Regions from separate parts of the Homo sapiens genome. Here region 2 is linked to region 1. A link is a contact called in ENCODE Hi-C or POLR2A ChIA-PET data. All regions are on one chromosome and are shown on one strand. The core of a region is the stretch at or near the end of the contact, and the rest is flanking DNA. Distances in the headings are between cores, read along the strand shown.

Region 1 (7,049 bases), core at 3,295-5,794:
ATGAAATGCTATATGGACAGCCTTTTCTCACAAACAACCTCTTACTTGATTGAGAAACTGCCAACTTGGTCAAGGACATAACTTCTTTGGCTAGGTACCAGCAAATCCTAAAGACATTACCCGAGGGATGCCACCGAGAAAAGGGAAAAGCATCGTTCCATCCCAGGGATCTAGTATTAGTCAAGTCCCTCCCCTCTACCTCCCCATCCCTAGATCCATCGTGGGAAGGACCATATTTGGTTATCCTCTCCACTCCAACTGCAGTCAAGGTGATTGGAGTGGAGTCTTGGATCCATCACACCTGAATCAAACCTTGGATACAGCCTGAAAAACCCGCAGAATCATTAGCTTGGGAATCTAAGAGTCAGCCAGACAAACCTTCTTACACCCACGAGCCATTGGAAGACTTATGTATCCTCTTTCAGAAGGAAAATTAATCAGTGCTCATAAGTTCTACCTCAGTTCTTGTTTTAAAAACAGAATGTACTCTAACATCCTAACATTCCTTGCCTTTGCCCAAGTCTTAACCTTTCCCCGCTCAATGTCTTCCCCTAATCTTGAGGGAATTATTATTATTATTATTATTTTTTTTTTTTTTTTTTGAGACAGAGTCTCGCTCTGTCGCCCAGGCTGGAGTGCAGTGACGTGATCTCGGCTCACTGCAAGCTCTGCCTTCCGGGTTCACACCATTCTCCTCCCTCAGCCTCCCAAGTAGCTGGGACTACAGGCGCCCACCACCACACCTGGCTAATTTTTTGTATTTTTAGTAGAGACGGGGTTTCACCGTGGTCTCGATCTGCTGACCTCGTGATCTGCCCTCCTCAGCCTCCCAAAGTGCTGGGATTACAGGCGTGAGCCACCGTGCCCGGCCTACCTTGAGGGAATTATAAACATGTCCTCCAGGTTTTTATTTGAAGCACTTCCCAATCAGAGTAACTCATCCTGTTGGGTTTGCATGAACCCTAATTTCCCCCTTATATACAGCAGTTCCGGCCCCCCTCAACATATGGGTGGAAAGCTCTGAGGCCTCATACATAGCTAACACTTCTAAGGGTCCAGGATTTTTTCATCCTAGTGATAGGTCCAATTTCCCTGACAGGGCTCAAGCAGCCTTAAAAGCAGCCGCCGCCATTCTCCGACAATTCGCTCTATCAGCTATCCCAATCATAGGTTCTGTGGGCACAATAACCTCCTTCTCTTCGCCTCCACTCCTTTGTATCTCCCATCAAGTGTTCCCATGATCACAAGGTGTGGGACACGTGGCTGGCTGCAACTATAGCTTGCCTTGGATATAGAGTTCAAATATTCTAATTCTTACAGTACGACTACTGGCACCCCAATGTTTTGTGGAAATAAACATGAGTTCCTTGGAAACCCTATTTCAGTCACCTATCCCTTAAGATTTACCACCCCAAGCCAAATAATTCCCCCACCAGAGGCCAAAACAACAAGCAATTACTGCTGGGGCAGACTTCCTTTTGCCCAGGATATCCCCCTCCTGGGACTTGGTTCCTCTCTCACAGGCAAAGGGTTAAAAAAACCCCATTGCTTCCTGCTTCCTGTCTGGGGTGCGCGAGTTTTTCTTTTTGTTGTTGTTGTTTTGTTTTGTTTTTGAGATGGAGTCTCGCTCTGTCGCCCAGGCTGGAGTGCAGTGGCGCGATCTCCCTCACTGCAAGCTCCGCCTCCCAGGTTTGCACCATTCTCCTGCCTCAGCCTCCCGAGTAGCTGGGACTACAGGCGCCCACCACCACACCCAGCTAATTTTTTGTATTTTTAGTAGAGATGGAGTTTCACCATGTTAGCCAGGATGGTCTTGATCTCCTGACCTCGTGATCCACCAGCCTTGGCCTCCGAAAGTGCTGGGATTACAGGCGTGAGCCACTGCACCCAGCCGAGAGTTTTTCTTAATGCAGCTAGCCACCGGTTTGCCTTACAGGAACCCCATAATACGTCCTTGGCAAATTCTATTCAGCTCCAACTGCTAGGAGTGGCCCATTTGTCCTGAACCCTCAAATCATGGGAATGAGAAATGAATTTAGACTGACCACAGCCCTTATGAGTTTTCAGCTACAGGGGTGTATAGAACCCTGATAAGGAGTTTTCTTTGTGTGTGGAAGATCCTTCTATATTTGCCTCCCCACCAACTGGACAGGAACTTGTACTTTAGCCTACATAGTACCTCCTGTGACTTATTCCTTTTCAGAAGAGGCAGTAGCTGTGCCCATTCATGCTAAGCTTCAGCCGAGAGCAATCTCACTACTTCCTCTATTGGCTGGTTTAGGATTTACTACCACCTAGGAAGTGGACTCACAGCCTAGATGAAATCTCTCTCCAACTTACTCAAATCCAGGACCAAATAGACTCATTAGCAGCTGTGGTTCTCCAGAACCAGTGAGCACTAGATCTCCAATCTCCTCACTGCCGAAAGGGGAGGAACATGCCTTTTTCTGAACAAGGAATGTTGTTTTTATGTCAATAAATCAGGCATAGTGAGAGATGGAATTAAATGACTTCAGGATAGAGCTAGCAGACTACATGGTGGGACAACCGAAACTACCTCAGGGTTCTCACAGCCTGTTCTCCACTGGCTTCTTCCATTTTTAGGTCCCTTCCTTATGATTATTCTAGGAGTAACCTTTGGCCCATGTCTTTTCAGTTCCTTCATCCTTTCGTTTCTTCCTGAATAGAATCAATGAAACTAGAAATGTTACTGCAGATGGAACCTCAGATGACTTCAACCAGCACCTATTATCAAGGACCCCTAAACCAGCCTGCCGGCCCATACCCGGACGTTGACACCCAAACCACCTCTCACGAGGAAACCTCAGCTACAGAACCCCTTCTATGCCCCTATTCAGCAGGAAGCAATTAGAGTGGTCATCCTCCCACACCCCAACAGCAGTTGGGCTCTCCTGTTGAGAGAGGGGACTGAGGGGTGGAGTTGGCAGGATTTACTGGGCAGGTTTGGGGACTTTCACAGAAGACCCCTGTGACTCAGTGTTTTGAGTTCTTAACCAATCGAGTGAAGGATTCAGAATTAACCACTCCAGGCCGGGCGCGGTGGCTCACGCCTGTAATCCCAGCACTTTGGGAGGCCGAGGCGGGCGGATCACGAGGTCAGGAGATTGAGACCATCCTGGCTAACCCGGTGAAACCCTGCCTCTACTAAAAATACAAAAAATTGGCCGGGTGTGGTGGCGGGCGCCTGTGGTCCCAGCTACTGGGGAGGCTGAGGCAGGAGAATGGCGTGAACCCGGGAGGCAGAGCTTGAAGTGAGCCGAGATCGTGCCATTGCACTGCAGCCTGGGCGACAGAGCGAGACTCTGTCTCACTAAAAAAAAAAAAAAAAAAAAACAAAAAAAAAAAACACTCCAGAGGAGGATTGAAAAAAGAACCACTCTCAATGGACAAAAAGAAAGGGGAGGGGTAACATAGGGATATGAGCCCTAGCCACCGGAGCCAGCAACGGCAACCCTTCCGGGTCCCCTTCCAGCATGTGGAAGCTTTCCTTTCGCTTTGTTCAATAAACTGCCCTGCTGCTCACTCTCCTGGTCCGTGGACTCTTTTTGATCTGTAACACACACCGCGAAGGTCCACAGCTTCATTCTTCAAAGTTAGCGAGACCACGAACCCATCGGCAAGAAAAACTCCCAACTCACTAACAGCCTAGTCCCTTCCCCCTTAAAGGCTGGTGTCTGTCACCCCATACCTGAGCTGGTCCCTCTTCACTAAGTCAGGCTACCAGCATCTTCCTGCTCCTCCGGCTGGGCCCCTGGAGGAGGAAGCTTTCCAAAGCTCTGTCTAGCCCATGTATCCCTCCAGCAGGAAGCTCCAAGGCCTCCTCTGTACTTTGAGGTCGTTCTGGCCCCTGCTATGCTCCAGGCTCAGGGCTATTACACAAGACACCCAATTCAACTCGGTGGGCTGTTGACACCGTCCCTGTCACTGAATCTTGTCTTCACCCCTGTGATTCTCTGAAGAGCCAGTGAATCTCTGTTAATGTTGGTGGAGTTCCAGCCACTGCACTTTTTTTGAGGCAGACTCACTGTGGCTCCGGCTGGAGTGCAGTGGCATGGTCATAGCTCATGGCAGCCCCCAACTCCCGGGCTCATGTAATCCTCCCACCTCAGCCTCCCGAGTAGCTGGGACTGGAGGCGGGAGCCACCATGTCGGGCTAATTGGTTTTTCTGTAGAGATCGGGCCTCCCTAGGTTGCCCAGGCTTACTTAACACTCTTGAACGTCAAAACCCACGCTCAGTACCCGCTTCAAGTGGAAGTCGGTGTTGAGATACAAGCATAGGAACGAACTCAAGGCTAACAGCTGTTCTGTATTCAGAGCCGCACAATCAAGGAAAAACACGATCGGAGGCGGGCCCTGGACGGGAACAAGAAGGGTGGGCTTGACTGGGCGGCCCGCGGTCTTGGTTCCCCTTTCTTCCTTCTGGCTGGCCGGCCGCAGGGTAGGGGGTCCGTGGACCTCCCGGCCTGTAGGGGGCGTCGGGCGCAGCGGAAGGGCCTGCTCCGGAGCCTGGCCAGGGCTGCGCAGTCATGATCACCGAGACCGCGGCGGAGCCTACGGTCCCTGCAGTGCCTGCTGCTGAGGAGGCCACCGAAGCTCGGGGACGCGAGGAGCCGGCGTGGCCCTGGGTGAGCCCAGGCCCAAGCGGGAACGGGCGCGGGGCGGGCGGCGCAGACCCAGGGGCGCGGGCTTCATGCCCCAGCCGTGCCCCCTGTCCCGCAGAAAGACGCCCCGATCCGGACGCTGGTGCAGCGCATCCACCAGCTGCAGGCTGAGCGCGCGCAGGGCTTCCGCCGACTGGAGGAGTGAGTGGGGGCGCGGAGGGGCTCAGGGTTCGGTCCCCCGCCCGCTCCGGGCGTGGGCGTGTTCTCGGCGGGCGTGCCTGGAGGAGGAGCTGGGTCCTTGTGTGGCTGCAGAGTCAGATGGGGCGGGGATTTCGGGGCACCGGGTCCTCACCTTCACGAAAAAGGCCCCACAGCACGTCCCCACTACCCGACGACTCACTCTTCGTGGCTTCTCTCTCCTCCCCAAGAGCAGGGGTGGGCCTGTCTCGCGTTCCCCTGCGGGAGTCAGGAAGCGTCCTTCCTACCTACCAGTCCTCCCCTCTGGTGTCTGGGGACACTTCCTGGGGGCCTTTCAGGTGGTTGGCGCCGGTGCAGGGCCTGAGAGCCTGGGGGCGCGGCCTCAGGGTCCCCACATGCCGCAGAGGCCACCGCCAGTACCTGCGCAGCGGCCCTGACTACGACTTCGCGCGCTACCGGAGCACAGTGCACGGGGTGACCCAGGCCTTCGCCGCCGCCTCGCGGGAGGTGCTGGCGGTGGAAGCAGAGCTGGGCGGGCCTCGCAGGCAGCCGCTGCTCGCCGGCCACGTGCGCAGCCTGCAGGAGCTGGAGCAGACGCGGCTGGGCACGGTGAGGCCACCACCCCTTCCCCGCCGTGTCTCTAGGACCCTGGCCGGCTCCTCTCATGACGCACCCCTGGTTGGGGGGTGGTCCCAGTATCCCATACACAGACCTCACCCCTTCCTGTCCCACCCCAATCCTCTATTAAGGCTTCACTTGGGGATTCTCGGACCTTGCCCTCTGCTGTTCATCCCCAATTTTTTTCCCAAGTTTTGTCCTTATTCCCAGAGCACTCCCGCTTTCTCCCAGCTCCGCCTAAATGCTATTCCAAGATGCCCAGATCCCGCCCCAACAATGCTCCACCCACTCTGGTTGTTCCGCGTCTAGGGTCCCACCCTCAACCTCCCGTAGATACAGGCGAGGGGGGTCCCAGGCCACGCCTCCTCCGTATTATTCCTCCATCACAGCTTTAGTTCTTTGCCTATTTCTCTCTTGCGATCCGCCTGCTCGGCCCTGCAACCGTGTGTGACTGGAATTCCTAGGCCACGCCCCCCATGAGCGACCCGTCTCAGCGTCTCTTTGGCCTTTTTCTTTCTGGTGTTTTTTTTTTTTTTTTTTTTTTTTAAGACAGGCTCTTGCTCTCTTGCTCTCTCACCCAGGCTAGAGTGCAATGGCGCGATCTCGGCTAACGGCAACCTCCGCCTCCCAGATTCAAGCGATTCTCCTGCCTCAGCCTCCTGAGTAGCTGGGATTACAGGCATAATTTTTGTATTTTGTATTTTTTTTAGTAGAGACGGGGTTGTGCCATATGGGCAAGGCTGGTCTCGAACTCCTGGTCTCAAGCGATCCGCCCTCTTCTGCTTCCCGAAGTGCTGGGATTTCAGGCGTGAGCCACCGCGTCCAGGCTTTTTGGCCTACTTTTATCCTGGGTCCCCGTCCCTGGGACCATGAGGCGCAACCTAACCCACCCCTACGGCCAATGCCTGGCTAAGACGTCACTGTTGTTCCCAGGCCACGCCCACATCGCGCTCAGCACTGCCTCTGGCCTGCCTGCTGTCTCCTTTCTGAGAGAGCCTCTAAACTGAATTTCGGACTCTTCCTACACAAAGCACTGCCCCTCGTGGTTCTACCCGGGCACTGCCTTTCTGGGTGCCTCTGTTTTTTCCTGAACATCCTTGGAGGGCAGGGGGTGGGTTCTGCTCGTGGAGACATCCTTCGTGTTGCTCATTCCCCCACCAGGTGGCCCTGCTGCAGTTGATGGAGACGCCAGAGCTGGCGGGGCAGGAGGACGCTGTACGGATGCAGCAGCTGAAAATGAAGTGAGCGCTGCTGCCCAAGCCGCCTGGCTATGCTCGATTTGCACCAGGGTTGGCACGGTCAGGACGCTGCCAGCAGAGGAACCCTCTGCCAGTGCACAATGGTGTTCTCACCTGGTGGCCCTCAGATGTACACTTCCCCAGAGGGCACAGCCGTGAAACTTCACATCAGTTTCGCTGTGCATTGCTGGGACACTGCTGTATACCTCGACACATGCCAATCCTGCACACGTGGCTGTCCGTGGAGCTTGGACATGCCCCACTGAGCACAGACCTTCAGATGCCTGTCCTCAGCCCCCAAGCACACACACTCATGTACACACACATTTGACAAAGTCACACTTCATAACCTCCTAATGGTACACACCCCAC
Region 2 (7,049 bases), core at 2,066-4,565, 930 kb after region 1:
AGAATTGCTTGAACCCGGGTAGAGACTGCAGTGAGCCAAGATCGTGCCACTCCAGCCTGGGCAACAAAGAGAGACCTTGTCCTAAAAAAAAAAAAAAAAAAAAAAAAAAAAAATCACAGCTGTGTCTTTTTTGTTTGTTTTTTGAGACGGAGTTTCGCTCTTGTTGCCCACGGTGGACTGCAGTGACACGATCTCGGCTCACTGCAACCTCCCCCTCCCGGGTTCAAGCGATTCTTCCGCCTCAGCCTCCGAGTAGCTGAGATTACAGGCGCCCGCCCCCGTGCCCAGCTAAATTTTTTTTGTATTTTTAGTAGAGACGGGGTTTCACTATATTGGCCAGGCTGGTCTCGAACTCCTGACCTCAGGTGATCCACCCGCCTTGGCCTCCCGAAGTGCTGGGATTACAGGCGTGAGCACCGCGCCCGGGGTTTTTCTTTTTCTTTCTTTTTTCTTTTCCTTTTTTTTTTTTTTTTTTTTTTTTAAGAGGCAGGGTCCAGGGCGCGTTGGCTCACGCCTGTAATCCCAACACTTTGAGAGGCCGAGGCGGGTGGATCACGAAGTCAGGAGTTCAAGACCAGCCTGGCCAAGATGGTGAAACCCCGTCTCTACTAAAAATACAAAAATTAGCCGGGTGGGGGGACACGCGCCTGTAGTCCCAGCTACTTGGGAGGCTAAGGCGGGAGAATCGCTTGAACCCGGGAGGCGGAGGTTGCAGTGAGCCGAGATCGTGCCACTGCACTCCAGCTTGGGCGACAGAGCGAGACTCTGTCTCAAAAAACAAACAAACAAACAAACAAACAAACAAGAGATGAGGTCTCGGCTGTGATGCCCAGGCTGTTTTCGAACTCCTGACCTCAAGATATCTGCCCGCTTCGGACTCGCAGTGTTGGGGTTACAGGCGTGAGCCACCGCGCCTGGCCCTTGGCTCTGCCTTTTGGCAAGTGACATCCATGTGGGCCTCAGTTTCCTTATCTATAAACTCCTACTTTACGTGGAGACAGGCCACCCTCGCCCCACCCCTGGCTGTTCCATTCTTAAAAGATGTGGACGGCGAGGCGCTGGGGTCCACTTGCTTCCCAGCCCATCATCACAGCGACATCACGACCCGGGGACAACAAAGCTCCTTTGAGTTTGCCCATACTGGGGAGCTCAAAAGGTCCAGGCTCGAATCCTCCCGACTCCCTTTTGAGTCTTGGAGCAATAACCTCAACATGCGTGACTCTAAAATAGGGTACCCGCGCCTGCCTTCCCCGGATGGAGCGATCGCTTCTCCACTAGTCCGCAAATGGGGGCCACCGTTAGAGCCAGGTGCGAGGAACAGCGAGTTTATTGCAGGTTCCAACCGGGAACCTGGCACCCACGGCTGGTTGGGAAGGGACGCCCTCCGCGCAGAGGCTGAGAGTTCCGCGCAGGCGCAATGCTTCCGTCCCCTCTGGTCTCGCCCTCTCGGGGCCTGGTCGCAGGGAATCGCGGATGCGCATGCGCCTCCAGCTCCCGGGATCGCGGGGAACGTGGATTCCGAACAAGGGCAACTGCGGACTCCCCCGTGGGAAGAAAGGGAGGGAAGCGGAAGGGAAAAAGCGCATGTGCAGCAGCACGCGGCAGCTTCGCATATTCCCTCGAAGCGCGCCTCTTGCGCGTGCGCCGCCCTGGCCCAGTGCCCTTGGCTGCAGGAATGGCTGGAACCACCCGGCTTCTAGCCGGAGTCCCCGGCGCGCAGCCAGCAGTTGCGCGCTACCTGGCCCGCGGAGGGCCTGGCGGACGGGCTGAACTGCAGCAGCTCGGCGATCAGGGCCTTGCAGCGCTCGGACAGCTCGAGGCCTTCGGGATAGAGCACGCCGCGTTTCTGGCGCCGGGGCAGGCCGGCGATGTCCGAGTCGTCGAAGGGCATGCACCCGGTGACCATGACGTAGAGCACGACGCCCATGCTCCACACATCGTACTTCTTGGGGTCGTAGGGGATGCCCAGGAGCACCTCGGGTGACGCGTAGGCGGCTGAGCCGCAGTAGGTGGTGCTCAGGTCTGGGTAGCCATGGGCCTGGCGGCCGAAGCCGAAGTCGGTGAGCTTGACGCGGCGCTCGTCCGGGCTCAGCAGCACGTTTTCGCACTTGAGGTCGCGGTGCACCAGGTGATGATCGTGCAGGTAGCGCACGGCGCCGGCGATCTGCGCAAAGAGGTCGCGCGCCTGAACTCCGGGGATGCGCCCGTTGCGCTGCACGGCTTGCAGCAGGTCGGTGGCGGCCGCTTCCATCACGATGTACAGTTTCCCGTTGCACACCTCGATGAACTCGAAGACGTGCACGATGTGCGGGTGTCGCACGCCCCGCAGGATGGACAGCTCTCGCGGCAGGAACTTGTTGACGAAGTCCGGGGGCGCTCGCCGCCGGTCCACCACCTTGATGGCCACGGTACCCTTGTACTTCTTGGATGTGGCCACCTTCACCTTGGAGTAGCTGCCCTCTCCAATTGTGCGGCCCAGCTTATAACCGAGTTCGCTCAGAAGTTTGTCTCCCGACATGGTGGCGCCTAGGGCGCACGGGGGGCAGGAGGCGGCTGCTGTCGGGGGGCGGCCGGACTCCAATCTCGGGTCTAAGCCATGGCGCTTGGCACCTACACCCCCGCACCCCCATGTGCCCACTGCCAGACATTGGCCGCTGTTGTGCCTTTTATTGCCCCGTAACAATTTTTGCCTTGTGAAGTGACTGCGGGCGTCACTCCGCCTTAGGGTGGGGGTCCGGGACCCCGCCCCGGGGCCACCCTAGCCTCCCTGCTTTGTGACTCATAATCATCCTGAATGGTCAGTTTCCGATGAGAGGCCACTAGCAAGGGATACCCATCACCACCAGGGAGCAGAATCCGTTCCAGGGATTGGGGTGAGTCCGACTTCGAGCAGCAGCTGCCCCCCAACATCATGTACCCAGCCCGTGACTACGTGGAGCCCTGGGCTTCGCGTAGAGTCCCTAGACGGGGCGAAAACGGGAAAAGGGGCCTTAACTGGGGCACCTGGCTCCTTTGAGAGCTCGGAGTTTCTGACTGGCCTGCGCAACACCCCAGAGGCAAGGTGAACGCGAGGGCCTATAATGCAAGAACCAAGGCGAGTCACGCCCTGTCTGGGCAAAAGAGGAGTAAAGACCCCTCAGCTGCAGCCCGGCAGCGCATTCCTACCCAGGGTCCGCCGCCAGAGCTTTCCCGCGCGGTCGGATAGTTACACTACTGTCCGGGACTTCCTAGCCGTGCCGCGGACCATCTCAAGTGCTTCCGCCACACTCATCATGGCGGTGGCAGTAAGTCACTTCCGCCCGGGACCGGAAGTGTGGGATACTGCGAGTATGGCGGCGTCAAAGGTGAAGCAGGACATGCCTCCGCCGGGGGGCTATGGGCCCATCGACTACAAACGGAACTTGCCGCGTCGAGGACTGTCGGGTCAGTATCACTCTGCGCCGGGGTCTCAGAGTCTGGGCACTCGGGGCTCGGGGGCGGGGTTCCGGGGACACAGGCGGGCCTCAGTTTTCCCGGCGGTGTGACCGGAGGCGGAGCCCGGGGATCCATCATAGCTTCTGTAATAACGCTAAGTGCTGCAGTTTGTTGAGGTCTTTCCCAGCTCCTCTTCCTTCTCGTAACAGCCCAGGAAATCGGTCCCTCTAGTTATTTACGTTTTACAGTGGGTTAAACTGAGTCATAGCCTGTGCTCTGGCCCTCAGCCACCCTTGGATTTCTAAGATGGGGAAACTGAGGCCCAAAGAAGGCCGCGGCTCCCCAAGGCAAAGCTGAGGCCGCAACCCGGAACCTGGAGGGAATTTACAAGATGTTCTATGCAGTGGTTCCCTGCTGGCAGCCCCCGCCTGCATGGTGTCACAGGAATCCATATTCTTTAAATTTTCAATTTTTTTTTTTTGAGACGGAGTTTTGCTCTTGTTGCCCAGGCTGGAGTGCAATGGCGCCATCTCGGCTCACCGCAACCTCCGCCTCCTGGGTTCAAGCGATTCTCTTGCCTCAGCCTCCTGAGTAGCTGGGATTACAGGCATGTGCCACAACGCCTGGCTAACTTTGTGTTTTTAGTAGAGACGGGGTTTCTCCATGTTGGTCAGGGTGGTCTCGAACTCCCAACCTCGGATGATCCGCCCACCTCGGCCTCCCAAAGTGCTGGGATTACAGGCGTGAGCCACCATGCCCGGCGTAAAGTTTTCAAATGTTTAAGTAACACGTTAAATTTTGTTATCGGGCTCAGCACAGAAAATTGAAAAAGAGAACTTAAAAGGCGCCCATACTCAGTCCCCAGGTTAACAGACAAATAGAAACTTTTAAACGTAATCTAAGAGTGAATACATACATTTCTTTTTTTTTTTTTAAGACGGTATGGTTCTGTTGCCTGGGCTGGAGTGATTTCTTGGCAACCTCCGCCTCCTGGGCTCAAGCCATCCTCCCACCCCAGCCTCCTGAGAAGCTGGGATTACAAGCATGCGCCCAGCTTTCTGTATTTTCTATAGAGATGGGATCTCGCCATCTTGCCCAGGCTGGTCTCGAAGTCCTGGGCTCAAGTGATCCACCCACCTCGGCTTCCCAAAGTGATGGGACTATCGGCATGAGCTACCGTGCTCGGCAGAATGCATGTCTCTTAACAAATCAAACTTTACATTTAAATTACATGTTATGCACATTATTCCTCAATTTTAACACACACACAAAAATGAGCATGGTAATTAAAAACGTAATAATTCAGACAGTAGAAAAATCAGTGTGAGGTGAAAAGTCCTCCCCAGCCCCTTCTTGGTTTTTTTATTTTTTATTTCTACTTTTTGTAGAGACAGGGTGCAGCTATGTTGACCAGGCTGGTCTCAAACTCCTGGGCTCAAGTGATCCTCCAGCCTCAGCCTCCCAAAGTGCTGGAATTACAGGCATGAGCCACCGCGGCCAACCTCCTCTTGTTTTTCTTGTATCCCAGAACTGAGATTGGCAGACTTTTTCTATAAAAGGGACAGATGACAAGTATTTTGGGTTTGGCTGGCCAGAAAGTTTCAGTTACTGAGACAACCATTTACAAATGGAAAGTGTTCTTAGCCTGGGGGCTCTACAAAAACAGATTGCCTGTGAGCCAGGTGGCTCATGCCTGTAATCCCCACACTTTGGGAGGCTGAAGCGGGAGGATGGCTTGAGCCCAGGAGTTTGTGACCAGCCTGGGCAACATAGTGAGACCCCCACCTCTACCAAAAATTAAAAAAAAAAAAAAGAGGCTTCAGGCTAGATCTGGCCCATGAGTGCTGTCCCAGAACACATTGGAGGAATATAATGCATTCTATTTCCTCATTTTTCTTTTTTCTTTTCTTTCTTTCTTTTTTATTTTTTGAGACAGAGTCTCATTCTGTCACCCAGGCTAGAGTGCAGTGGCCCGATCTTGGCTCACTGCAACCTCCACCTCCTGGGTTCAAGCAATTCTCCTGTCTCAGCCTCCCGAGTAGCTGGGAGTACAGTTGGATGCCACCACATCCGGCTAATTTTTGTATTTTTAGTAGAGATGGGGTTTCACCATATTGGTCAGACTGGTCTCGAACTCCTGACCTCAGGTTATCCACCCACCTCGGCCTCCCAAAGTGCTAATATTGCAGGCACGACCCACCACGCCTGGCGTTGTTTGTTTTTTGGTTGTTGTTTTTTGTGTGTGTGTTTTTTTTTTTTAGACCAGGTCTTGCTCTGTCACCCAGGCTGGAGTGCAGTGGCGTGATCTCGGCTCACTGCAACCTGTGCCTCCCAGGTTCAAGCGATTCTCCTCCCTCGGCCTCCCTAGTATCTGGGATTACAGGTGGGCGCCACCATGCCCTGCGATTTTTTTTTTTTTTTTTTTTTTTTTTTTTGAGATGGAGTTTTCACTTTTATTGCCCAGGCTAGAGTGCAATGGTGCAATCTTGGCTCACCGCAACCTCTGCCTCCCAGGTTTAAGCGATTCTCCTGTCTCAGCCTCCCGAATAGCTAGGATTACAGGCATGTGCCACCATGCACAGCTAATTTTTTGTATTTTTAGTAGAGATGGGGTTTCTCCATGTTGGTCAGGCTGGTCTCAAACTCCTGACCTCAGATGATCTGCCCGCCTTGGTCTCCCAAAGTGGTGGGATTACAGGTGTGAGCCACTGGGCCCGGCCTATTTTTTTTTTTTTTTTTGTATTTTTAGTAGTGACAGGGTTTCACCATGTAGGCCAGGCTGGTCTCGAACTCCTGACCTCAGGTGGTCCCCCTGCCTCAGCCGCCCAAAGTGCTGGTATTACAGGCATGAGCCACCACGCCTGGCCGAGTCTCATTCTTCTCCGGTGTAACCTGGGCTACCCCACCCCTTCAGGTGTGCAGCACAAGGTCTGTTTCCAAATATGCACCTGTGTGACCTGCAGCCAGACCAGGCCACAGAAGGACCTCAGGCCTGGAGGCTCCCTGAGCTCCCTGCTTCCAGCATCTCATTTTTGTATAAATACCCTGGTCCTCTCCCAGTTCACCACAGAGCAGTGGCCCCCCCTGTGCCAGACAGTGCCCTAAATACCACTGCCTGGGGTTGTGTCTCCTAATGGTGTGGACTTTTGTTACAGCACATACACACCCACCCCAGCCTTTCCCGGTGGAGGAGTGAGGAGGATACCCCTATGCTGGTGTGCTCTTTGTTTATGGCCCTGCTTTCATTGTTGAGTGAGCACATGGTTCCGGGCCCTGTCCCCAAGCGCTCACAGCTGAGCTGAAGAGATACAACACATCATGCCAGGATTTCTAGTTGTTGGTGAGGCCTGGGATAACCTGGGCCCACTTAAGCCAGGATGTGCCAGGAGGACCTCTGAGAAGAAGCCTGCTCTGCAGAAAAAGAGCAAACACACAGGCCCTGCCTCCTCTCCCTCTGTCCTCCTCTCCTGCCTCTCCTGAGCCATGGTCCACAGTGGCCTTCCCACCAGACCTACCTTCTGTGCTCCTGTCCAAGGCCTGGTGGCCCCAAGCCTGGCACCCACTCCCTTCTGTCTGCCTGGGTCAGCCATTCACTCACTGCCAGCGTCCCAGGACATGATGGGCTGGCTCAGGCT

The links. A loop is a pair of places that touch in the nucleus more often than their neighbours do. ChIA-PET counts read pairs that join two places held with the same protein, here RNA polymerase II (POLR2A). Pooled maps may share reads with other maps.
Region 2: a loop to region 1 is called in a pooled map, with 5 times the contacts of the local background. The contact joins the promoter of NDUFA13 here to the promoter of REX1BD in region 1. A Hi-C loop is called at or near these places in 2 of 50 pooled maps. POLR2A ChIA-PET finds 5 or more read pairs at or near these places in 2 of 52 experiments (WTC11 and activated naive CD8-positive, alpha-beta T cell).

The regions. Positions count from the first base shown.
Region 1 is chr19:18,584,254-18,591,302 of GRCh38, forward strand. It overlaps REX1BD (required for excision 1-B domain containing), which reads left to right and starts at 4,545. Exons shown (of 5, transcript NM_001100418.2): 1 at 4,545-4,647; 2 at 4,742-4,824; 3 at 5,160-5,430; 4 at 6,601-6,680. The coding sequence starts at 4,549. RefSeq lists a silencer at 4,373-4,892.
Region 2 is chr19:19,512,910-19,519,958 of GRCh38, forward strand. It overlaps NDUFA13 (NADH:ubiquinone oxidoreductase subunit A13), which reads left to right and starts at 3,316. Exons shown (of 5, transcript NM_015965.7): 1 at 3,316-3,423. The coding sequence starts at 3,330. TSSK6 (testis specific serine kinase 6) reads right to left here and starts at 2,639. Exons shown (of 1, transcript NM_032037.4): 1 at 1,310-2,639. The coding sequence starts at 2,518. The coding sequence ends at 1,697. RefSeq lists a silencer at 2,885-3,004 and an enhancer at 3,215-3,494.